2 separate regions of the Homo sapiens genome follow, and region 2 is linked to region 1. A link is a loop called in an ENCODE intact Hi-C map of the cell type or tissue named here. Cell type or tissue: transverse colon. All regions are shown on one strand. Each heading gives the region's core, and the rest is flanking DNA. Links, peaks and the distances in the headings are about the cores only. Region 1 overlaps CACNA2D4 (calcium voltage-gated channel auxiliary subunit alpha2delta 4). Region 2 overlaps CACNA2D4 (calcium voltage-gated channel auxiliary subunit alpha2delta 4).

Region 1 (5,373 bases), core at 225-5,224:
GAGGCCACGACAGTTGTTCTACCTCCCCCAGGTAAGTCTCTGTGAGCTTGCTGGGGTCCCCAACAGGAGAAGAGCTCTGCTGGAATGCAGGCCTGCTGAGTCTTAAACAGCCTCACTGGTGCCTGAGCTTGTCGGCCTGTGTCACAGACTGCGGCGAGCCCTTTTGCTCCCGTGGGGAACTGCCCCCTTGGCTGGCCTCGGCCAGGAGCTGGGTCAGCTTGGAGATGTCTCTTATGCTCCTTATGCCTCCGCTTTCCCAACTCTCGGTAGAGGACCTAGTGGGCTCGTGGGATGCGGCGCTGGAAGAGACTTTGGGGAGTGGGTCCAACCCCTCCTGCATATAGGCAGACTGAGCCGTCCATTTACCAAAAAGGGGAGGAAGCGTGAATGAAGGCAACACTTGGCAGCTGTCAGGGTGAAAGGAGCCCTGAGAATTCTCTTTATATGTGGCAAAGGGACCAGGTCAGCAAGGGCTGGTCTGCCCAAGGCTACACGGTGGCAGGGAGGAAACGGTCCCGCGGGACGGCATTCCGCCTGACTTCCCGCTCTGATCCAGCACCCAACACGGGCAGCCTGAATTATTCACCATGTGAGAGAGGCTGGCCCCTGAGTGACTCAGATCTCCTTTCAGCCTCATTCTAGAATCACTCAACACCTCGCAATACGGGCTTATGTTTTCTTGTCACTGGAGCTTTTATGCCACCTTGATCTCCAGGGAGGTGGGGGGCGCAGGGAGTCGCTCTTCCGCAGCGGCTCTCTTAGCCTGCTGTCAGGCCCTTCTCTGGGAGGGGCGAGCGGCTTCTGGTGATGCAGATCCTTTTGAGAGGGAGCTGAATGCGTTGGATTTTATTTCCTGGGGAAAGTCAAGTCTGAAGAATGCTGATTTTCAAATGGCTTGGGGTGGTGGTATGGGGCTGGCTGATCTGGTAGCAGACGGGCTCAGAGGGGTGAGAGGGTGAGCGGAGACATGAGGTAACCCAAGATGGCCAGAAAAAGGGTCTCCGGTGGCTTCCATGGCTGTACCTGTGCTCACTTCTCGCCAAGAACAGTGAGGCTTGCTGTTAGGCTGCAGGGAGGCCTGGGCCAGATCTAGCCACGTGTCAGCTCTCAGCTGTCATCGATCCTCCAGGCAGGGAAGGGGAGAGTCTCATCCTGTTCCTTCAAGCTCCACCCTTTGGGACAGCAGACACCCAGACCCCTACTGGACAAGACTCAAGGCTGTTCAGACCCAGCTCACAGCCCATCGGCCCACCCCGACCTGGGACAGCCAGGTCCCAGGTCCCATGTCAGGGTGGGCCGATGGGCTGTGAGCTGGGTCTGAACTTCTCCATCAGTTCTCTGGCTGGGGTCTTTTCTCTAGGCTGGGTGGAACTGACCTCGGCTGGGCTGACCTGGTGGGGCTGAACTATTTTGAATTCTTCCCAGTTCTCTTTCACGATGAGCAGGCTTCTCTGCTACTCAGGAGGACACTTAGGGGTTTTTGAGGCCACTATTGGAAAGGGCTGCTGCATAATGGAAGGCACTGCTCTGATGTGATTGTTCCCTGAGGGTTACTTCTCCCAGCCCTACAGACAGGACCCCATGCTCGCTACGCAGAAGGGTCTTGGGCAAAAGATGGGACCAGGAAACGAATTCTATTCATCGGGCCATTGTGCAGGAATGCTGCCCTGTAGCCCCTAGGAACAGAAGCCCAGGCTGAGAGCCTAGATGGCTTTAGGGTGGGGGTTAAAGTGGAATGTGTCCTGGGCCCCATGACTTGTCAATGTTGAAGTGGGTTTGTACATCTTAGCCTGTCACTCCCACAGTGGGACCCTAGGTGCACAGCCTGGGCTCTAAATCCTCATGCCAAACTGCTGGCGTCATCATGGGTGTGGGATTGATGGAAACATAACAGCACTTGGGACGCCGTGAAGGACAGGGCTAGGAGTGCTGTTTTGTGCTCTCGCCTTTCCATACACAGCTCCAGAGTTGGGGTGGGCCACAGAGGGGAGGGAGCCAGCAGCCTGGCCATTTTCCCTGGGAAACAAACTCTGTCCCAGCAGTGACACTGGGAGAGGGCATGGGAGCAGGTTTCTCTGACAACCTTATCTCCTTTCTTGTGTCAACATCCATGGTGTCAGTGGGACCCAAACTCCCCGGGAGATGACTGTGGGAGGCCCTGTGAGCTTCCTATCACTGCACCAGCATGGCTTGTCTCTGGGCTCTGGCTGAGTCTGCAGGGTCATTCTCCACTCAAGTGATTCCTCTGCCAGATGTGTGGCAAGGCAGGGCGCCCTGCAGACACTGTGTGATGTCCATTAATATGGAAGTGGCTTTGGATTTGTTAATTATGCTTTTATGTGGTTAATAAACGTTTATGCATTGATTGTGGCTTGTGCCAAAGGAGATAAAGCCAAGAGCCTGTTATGAGCTAGAAAGGAGGGAAGAGAAGCAGGAGGTGGTGACCCGTCCTATTGCTTTCTTTCCCCCGTCTGTCCCTCCCACCAAGGGATCACCTGCTGGATCGCCCTGTATGCTGTGGAGGCCCTCCCCACCTGCCCTTTCTCCTGCAAGTGTGACAGCCGCAGCCTGGAGGTGGACTGCAGTGGCCTTGGCCTCACCACGGTGCCCCCAGACGTGCCCGCAGCCACCCGAACCCTCTTGCTCTTGAACAATAAGCTGAGTGCCCTGCCAAGCTGGGCTTTCGCCAACCTCTCCAGCCTGCAGCGGTTGGACCTGTCCAACAACTTCCTGGACCGGCTGCCCCGCTCCATTTTCGGGGACCTGACGAATCTGACTGAGCTTCAGCTGCGCAATAACAGCATCAGGACCCTGGACAGGGACCTGCTGCGGCACTCGCCGCTGCTCCGCCACCTGGACCTGTCCATCAACGGCCTGGCCCAGTTGCCCCCTGGTCTTTTCGACGGGCTCCTGGCTCTGCGCTCCCTCTCGCTTCGCTCCAACCGTCTGCAGAATCTGGACCGGCTGACATTTGAACCCCTAGCAAACCTGCAGCTGCTGCAGGTCGGGGATAACCCCTGGGAGTGTGACTGTAACCTGCGTGAGTTCAAACACTGGATGGAGTGGTTCTCCTACCGAGGTGAGCGCAGCCGGCCCTGCTGGGGCCCGAGGGATTGGGACGATCACCTCTGGCCCCACACTTTCCTCCTGGTGGCTGGGTGCTGACTCAGAGAGCAGGCCAGGGGAAAGAAGGGGGCGACCCTGCCTCTGTGCCAGCTCGGCTAGAAAAGTCACAAGCCTCCCCTCACATGAGCCATCACCCTTCCTGCCAATGGGAGAGAGGCTGGTGCTGCTCCCTCCACCCCCACCCTCCCCTCCCTGCTCTGCATCCCCTCCCCCAGCCAGCTCCCCACTTTCTCCTAGGACTCACTGAACTGGATCTCCCTTTCTTAGGTTACATAAGGGCAGTAAAGACACCTGGGCTTTGTATCCCGCCAAGTTTGCCTGTGGGCTTCCCCAGTGTGGTAGAAGGAGGGAGAAAAACAGCTCTTCTGAAGAATACAGCCATCTCTTAAACATCTCCCCTTACATGAGAGGGGAATAGAATGAATCCTCAGTAAAACCAAATCTTCCTTTTGGTGACAGTGCCAACTTCCTCTCCCAAGTTTTATTATCCAAACTTTAAGAAGAAGTCAAATGGGTTAGGCTTTACTTTCTTCCCTTCCCATTTTCTTTAATATGGGAAAGTGCTGTAATGACCTATGACATGATCACATGACATGGGAGAGGAGGGTGCGCAAGATGGTGGTGAGGAGGGCCAGGTCTGCGTCTGAATTTCGGCTCTGCCACCTGCCAGCTGTGTGATCTTGAGAAAGCTGGTTACCCTTTCGCTGTGGCAGGGCCTGGTCTGTAAAGTGGGAAGGAAACAATATCTATTTCGTAGGGTCATTATGAGAATTAAATGTGGCAATGCACGGAACGTGGCTTGAGAGGTGCCCAGCACAAAGTGAGTCCTCAATAAAACGTCCATTTATCCGTTCACTTCCTGGTAATAATCAAATACTAAGTGGACTTGAAACACCATTTGGCACGAAGAAGATGCTCAATGAATGTTTGCTGGGCTAAGGAATCAACATTTAAGTGGTGAAAATAATGCCAATGCTTTTTGTTAAAGTCTTACTACTTTCATTTAATCTCCAGCCACAATTTCAATTATTTCCATGAAATTCTCCTGTGTTAGTTAATTAAAAATGTTTTACAAACTATAAAGTGCCACAAAATGTTAGTCACTATGATCATTTCCCCCATTTTCATGAGCGGGGAAATAATGATTACTACTTATATAGTTTCCAGTTTACCAATGTCTTTTCATGTACATGATTTTAAACCTTACAGCAGCTAATTGAGATAGACCTTCTTATTTTACAGCTAAGAAAACTAAAACTCATAAGTAATTAAATAAATTAAATAATTTTCACAAGATGACACAGCCAGGATTCAACCGTGGGTCTTCCCAGCAGGGAAATGAGGCTGCATCCCTGTCAGCACCCAGCTTTGCATCCCCAGGCAGCACTGATACGTGTTCCTGGGATGTGAGGTTTGCTGCAGGCCACCGAGGTGTCAGCCGCACAGGGGAACTAGGCCGGGTGTCTTCAGACCCTCCTCTCCTGTGGTCGCCGGGAACTGAATTCCCAGCACAAAAATGCATGCCATGAGAATGTGCAGTTTTCAGACTTTTTCAATAGCGGAGTTGCTTTCAACATTGCATTTCTTAAAAACAAAATCCTGGAATATTTCCATCGGCATCCCAGGGAAAGATTGATGCCTATTGTATGAGGAGACTTGCGGCAGATGGGCTGCAGAGGGAGCTGCCAGTGACGGAGTGGCTGCAGCCCGCATCTTTTCGGCAGGGGGTCTAGTGCCTGCATCCAGATTTCACTGGAAGCTGAAAGAGGGCCAGAATCCAACTTTCACTTCCTAGGGGAGGTCTAGACAGATTATTGTCCTCAACCACCTTCTCTCTCACCCCAGCCCTGTCCTGCATCTGTGTCTCCCTCTGTCCAAGCCAGCCTCCACCATCATCATGAAGACATCCTGGCGAGCCCGTGCGCCCAGGTACCCACACCTCCTCATCAACACCAGCCTCCTCTCCTTGGCCTCGTGTGCCTCCAGGATTCCCCCTCCAGATGCCTTTGTACTTACAGGGCTGTGGTTGGGGCACCGATGGGGCCATTGGATTGCTCCTAAGGAGGAGAAGGAGAACATTCCTGCCCAACTCTTTTCCTCTTTACGCCAGGAAGGGAGCTGCCCATTCTTAGGCAACCAAAAGGTCTTGCGTGGAGGGGCAGCGGCAGGGGCAGTGGGTTTTGACTGCTGTCCTTTGAGTGAGAGGTAAGAACCCTAGAAGGATAAGATGCTGTGTTGAGAACGGTA
Region 2 (5,373 bases), core at 59-5,058, 77 kb after region 1:
ACTATGAAACACTGCTGAAAGAAATTAAGGACAGAAATAATGGAAACACATTCCATATTCATGGACTGAAATACTTAATATTGTTAAGATGTCAGTACTGCCCAAGGTGGTCTACTGATTCATTGCAATCCCTATTACAATCACAACGAGCAAGAGAAACTCATTCTAAAATTTATATGGAACTCAAGAAACCCCAAATAGCCTAAACAATTTGGGGGGAAAGAAAAACTGATGGAGGCACACTTCCTGATTTTTAAGTTACTGAAAAGCTACAGTAATCAAAACAGCATGGTACTGGCATAAAGAAAGGTATATAGACCAATAAAATAGGACAAAAATCCCAGAAATAAACCCCCACATATATGATTAAATGATTTTTGACAAGAGTACCAAGACCATTCAATGGAAGAAAGGCAGTCTTTTCAACAAAAGGTGCTGGGGCAACTGTATATCCACATGAAAAAACGGAAGTTGAACTCTTACCAAATACCATATACAAAAATTAACTAAAAACGGAAATGTAAGACCTAAAACTATAAAACTCCTGTTAGAAAACATAGGGGAAACACTTTATGACATTAGAGTTGGCAGTCATTCCTTGGGTATGACACCAAAGGCAAAGAAAACAAAAGATAAAATAACCAAATTGGATTTCAGAAAAAATTTAAAAGTTTGTTCATCAAAAGACAATATGAACAGAGTAAAAAGGCAGCCCACAGAATGGGAGAAATTATTTGCAAATCACATATCTGATAAGGGATCAATATTCAGAATATACAGATAACTCCTAAAACTCAACAACAATAAAAATAGTGCAATTCAAAATAGTGAGAAATGGCCTCTCTCTACTGACTGATGCGTTCACATCTGGACTGTGTTGTTTACATATAAGTTGGTGTCTCTGGAAGCCCTGATGTGGCAGGAATATTTACAGGAATTCCACCCTGGAGTAGACAAGAGGGGCACGTGAACTGCTGCATGGAAGAAGGATAAACCTATTCATTGAAGCTCCAGAGAACCGAAACAGCCACAATAGCTAGCTGTGAATTCTGGCAGAGGAACACAATGCCAACTATGGGAACTGCAGGAGCTCTGAGTTCCCTTGGCACTCCAAGAGAGAGATTGACTTTCCAGCCTGTGGACACAGTGGAGTCCTCTCGGGCCTTTCTGGTTTCCTGTTTCAGAAAAGTGGGATAACTTTAAGACTTCCTGGACTGTGTGCTAAACTATAAAAATGGGTTGGGGTGAAATGGAGAGCTGACTTATTTTAAATGGGAATCAAAAAGAGGTAGAACTCTTGGAAACTTTGTGCTCTGTGTTTTCTATTTTTATTGATGGACTCTATTAAGTTGGCCACTAGCCACAGAGTGTGGCCTGTGCCATTTTCCAGATTGCTGTTGAACACTCTTGGCGAGTGCGCCTCATTTTTCCAATTGGGACATAAAGTCCTTAAGGTAAAGAATTGTTTTATCCTTCTTTGTATCTTCCAAAGTACTTTTCATGGGACAGGAGCTTCATGTGGGCATTCATTGACTGGTTTCATGGTGTTTGATGGTTTCATTCATTCATTCATTCATCCATTCCACAGCCCTTTAATATGTGCATATCATGCAGTGAGAAGGGCTAAAGTGTGGGCTTGGAGATGCTTTGGGATAGGAGGACCAGCCCCATTCACTGGGGACCTGAGTGCCAGGGTCCATCTTCAGTGCCCCTATTATTTCCAGAGAAGAATCCCAGAAGGTCGGGGAGATGCAACTCCATGTCCTTACCTGGATAGATCCTGAAGAATCCAGTTGCACTGCCAAAATATTGCCAGGTCAACGTTGGGTCTCTCTGGAAGTTCTCCACGAAGACAGCATTCAAGGCTTCAGACATGTAGACTCCATTTAAAATATCTGGGTCTGAAGGGTGAGACTATAGATTATGATCCTGTAGAACTTCTCAGGAAAATGGTGATCATGCCCGGTGAGGGTGCCTGGTGGGCGTGTCTGGTGGGCGTGTCTGGTAAGCGTGCCTGGTGGGTGTGCCTGGTGGGCGTGTCTGGTGGACGGCCTGGTGGGCGTGCCTGGTGGGCGTGTCTGGTGGGTGTGTCTGGTGGGCCAGCCTGGTGAGTATGCCTGGTGGGTGTGCCTGGTGGGCGTGTCTGGTGGGTGTGCTAGGTGGGCGTGCCTGGTGAGTGTGCCTGAGCTGAGCGTGCCGGCTACCTTTGTTGTACACGTTGGTGGGCAGCTGCACGCTGCTGATGGAGGTGTTCACCGGCAGGTTGCTGAAGTGAGCATTGGACTCCAGGAGGAACTCGGCGCCCAGCTCCACGAAGTTGCCCTTCTCGTCCCTCTCGTTGATCAGGACCGAGTTGTAATAGTCGAACTGGGGTGGACGGGTGAGGCCCACGGAGGCGGCCCGAGCACCGGGACAGGCGGAGAGAGAGGAAGAGAAACGGCGCAGGTGAGAGGACGAGAGGGCCGGGGCCGGGCGGCCATCAGAGTCTACACAAGCACCCGCGGCGGCGCGCTGGGCACTGATCAGGGCGATTCGGGACAAAAATATCCAGGAGGCCGGCGCGGAGAGGCGTGAGGCCGACGTTTGATGACAGTTGTCCTGACCGCTGCCTCAGTCCCCAACTTGGTGCAGCGTGTGTTGACACGGCCGAGGCAGAGTGGAGACAGGCAGCCGCGGAGTCAAGGACAGGTAGAGACAAAAAGCCCCATCAGCCCCCTCCACTTCTCGCAGGCCAGGAAGGTCCCAGAGCCCCAGAACCGAGCCTGCGCAATCTTGGGGCCTGCAGCCTTGGCCTCAGACGGGGCCCAGGTTCCGAGTCCCGCAGCTGCCCTCGGCCTCTCCCACGCGGTGTTGGAGGGCGTGCTAGGATTGCCTCCGGTGGAGCCCCGGCCCCGTTTCCTCCACACGACCGGGTTCACACCTGAACACCCCCCAGGACTGCGTCACGGACATCCCCACGCCAACTCCCACGCCGGACTGCCTCACGGACATCCCCACGCCAACTCCCACGCCGGACTGCGTCACGGACATCCCCACGCCAACTCCCACGCCGGACTGCGTCACGGACATCCCCACGCCAACTCCCACGCCGGACTGCCTCACGGACATCCCCACGCCAACTCCCACGCCGGACAGCGTTATGGACATCCCCACGCCAACTCCCACGCCGGACTGCGTCACGGACATCCCCACGCCAACTCCCACGCCGGACTGCGTCACGGACATCCCCACGCCAACTCCCACGCCAGGTTCCTGCACCCCACACCCGGCTCCTCCTCACGACACTGTGGCCCGCGCTGGCCTTCCACGCATACTCCCAGCCGCGTCCCTGCCCTGCTCAAGCCTTCTGCACCTGCCTTTCCCTGCTGAGAAAGGCTCAGGCTCCTACGCTGACACCCAAGGCTCCCCCCACCTCCTCACCTAACTGTCCAAGACCACTGCCTTCCTCACCAGCCTCTGGACACACAGGGCCCAGGTCCCACTGTTTCCTCAACCAACCTGGTGTTTGTTTATTTATTTGTTTATTTATTTATTTATTTGAGACGGAGTCTCGCTCTGTCGCCCAGGCTGGAGTGCAGTGGCGCGATCTCGGCTCACTGCAAGCTCCGCCTCCCGGGTTCACGCCATTCTCCTGCCTCAGCCTCCTGAGTAGCTGGGACTACAAGCGCCTGCCACTACGCCCGGCTAAATTTTTTGCATTTTTTTAGTAGAGACGGGGTTTCACCGTGTTAGCCAGGATGGTCTCGATCTCCTGACCTTGTGATCCACCCGCCTCAGCCTCCCAAAGTGCTGGGATTACAGGCGTGAGCCACCGCGCCTGGGCGTGTTTTCTTATTTCTGTGTTTTCTTTCTGCTGTGACCAAAGGCCCTTTTCCAGGCCCTGCCTGCCTAAATCCCCCATGAGCCCTGGGCGCAGCCCCAGGCCGCCCTGTCTGCAGGAGTTTGGGGGCAGACCTCCTCTTCTCCAGCCTGCATTCCCCGGAGGCTCCATCCACCCATCTGTAGTGACTTGTGATGTGCTTTATACCGGAGTTATTTGCACTGTGAGCTTCTTGAGGTCAAGAACAAGTTCCGATCCAGAGGCTAGCACATTGCTGTGCCTGTGAGGGGTGAGCAGTAAATGTCTATGGAATCAGTGGATCGCCACCCTACGCCGCCACCCTATGCCGCCACCCCCATATCTGGTACTCAGGCGATCCTGGCCCTCTGGCACCAGTGCCAGGAGTGGGACTCACCACCAGGGATTCATTGAATTCGTGGTTCAGGTCGGCCTCCTCGGCAGCTTCCACCAGATTCTGAGGGATGGGAACACAGAGGTAGGGAGAATGGGTAAAAGGAGCCCAGTGGGTTTTCAGCAAGTGAAACAGTTGCCGGGTGACCCAGCAATCCCACTCCTGGGTGTATGCCCAGAAGGATTGAAAACAGGGATGCAAACAAGAACTTAGGAACGAATATTCACAGCCACACTATGCACAACAGACAAAAGGCACACACATATGGCTAAGTGAAAGCAGCCCATCGGCAGAGGCCATGCACCTGTGATCCCAACAACATGGCATTCTGGAAAAGGCAAGACTAGGGAGATAGAGAAGATAAGTGGTTGCCAGTGGTTGGGGATTTTTAGGGCAGTGAAATTCTTTTGTCTGATACTGTAATAGTGGATGCATGTCATTGCACATGTTTGCAAACCCACAGAATGTACGAGAATGAACCCTAATGTGTGCTATGGACTTGGGGATAATGGAGATTCATTGATTATACCCAATCTACCATGGATGCAGGATGTTGATAGCGGGGAAGGCTGTGGCAACAGGGGATGTATGGAAACTGTACTTTCTTCTACATTTTGCTGTGAACCTAAAATGGCTCTTAAAAATAAAGTCTACTAAAATATGCGTGCGTGCCAAAGCCAAAAGGTGGAAACAACTCAAATATCTGTCATTTGATAAACCAATAAACAAAATGTGGGCTATGCACACAATGGAATATTATGCAGCCCTAAAAAGGAATGAAGTGCTGATGCATGGAACAACACAGATGAACCCTGTAGATATTATGCTAAGTGAAATAAGTCAGGTACAAATGGTCACGTATTGTATGATTCCATTTATGTGAAATACCCACAACATGCAAATCCATAGAGAGAAAGCAGAATAGTGGTTGCAGAGCTAAGAGGAAGGGGATAGGGGAGTGATTGCTTACTTAGTAACCGGATTCTGTTTGGGGCGATGAAAAAGTTTTGGAACTAGATGATGGAGATGGTTGTACAACATTGTGGATGTACTTAATGCCACTAAATTATACACTTTAAATGGTCAACTTTATGTCACCTGTATTTTACCGCAATACAATTTTTTTTTTTTTTTTTTTTGA

What was found. A loop is a pair of places that touch in the nucleus more often than their neighbours do. Peaks named below come from ENCODE experiments on the same cell type or tissue, not always from the same donor. Only the 100,000 strongest peaks of a DNase experiment are listed, where the experiment ranks them.
Region 2: a loop joins it to region 1, with 1.9 times the contacts of the local background. A loop is called at or near these places in 10 of 110 quality-filtered maps.

Annotation. Positions count from the first base shown.
Region 1 is chr12:1,828,447-1,833,819 of GRCh38, forward strand. All of the region lies in intron 26 of CACNA2D4 (calcium voltage-gated channel auxiliary subunit alpha2delta 4), which reads right to left. LRTM2 (leucine rich repeat transmembrane protein 2) reads left to right here. Exons shown (of 5, transcript NM_001039029.3): 4 at 2,489-3,079. Among named protein-coding and RNA genes, the nearest start is that of LRTM2, 11 kb to the left of the region's middle. RefSeq lists enhancers at 1-252, 2,115-2,728. In transverse colon, for the core only: no CTCF peak of the experiment used is centred there; a DNase peak (open chromatin) is centred at 2,745; H3K27me3 peaks cover 4,102 bases.
Region 2 is chr12:1,905,671-1,911,043 of GRCh38, forward strand. It overlaps CACNA2D4 (calcium voltage-gated channel auxiliary subunit alpha2delta 4), which reads right to left. Exons shown (of 38, transcript NM_172364.5): 4 at 4,236-4,295; 5 at 2,205-2,367; 6 at 1,770-1,901. Among named protein-coding and RNA genes, the nearest start is that of CACNA2D4, 10 kb to the right of the region's middle. In transverse colon, for the core only: no CTCF peak of the experiment used is centred there; a DNase peak (open chromatin) is centred at 2,071; H3K4me3 peaks cover 802 bases; H3K27me3 peaks cover 704 bases.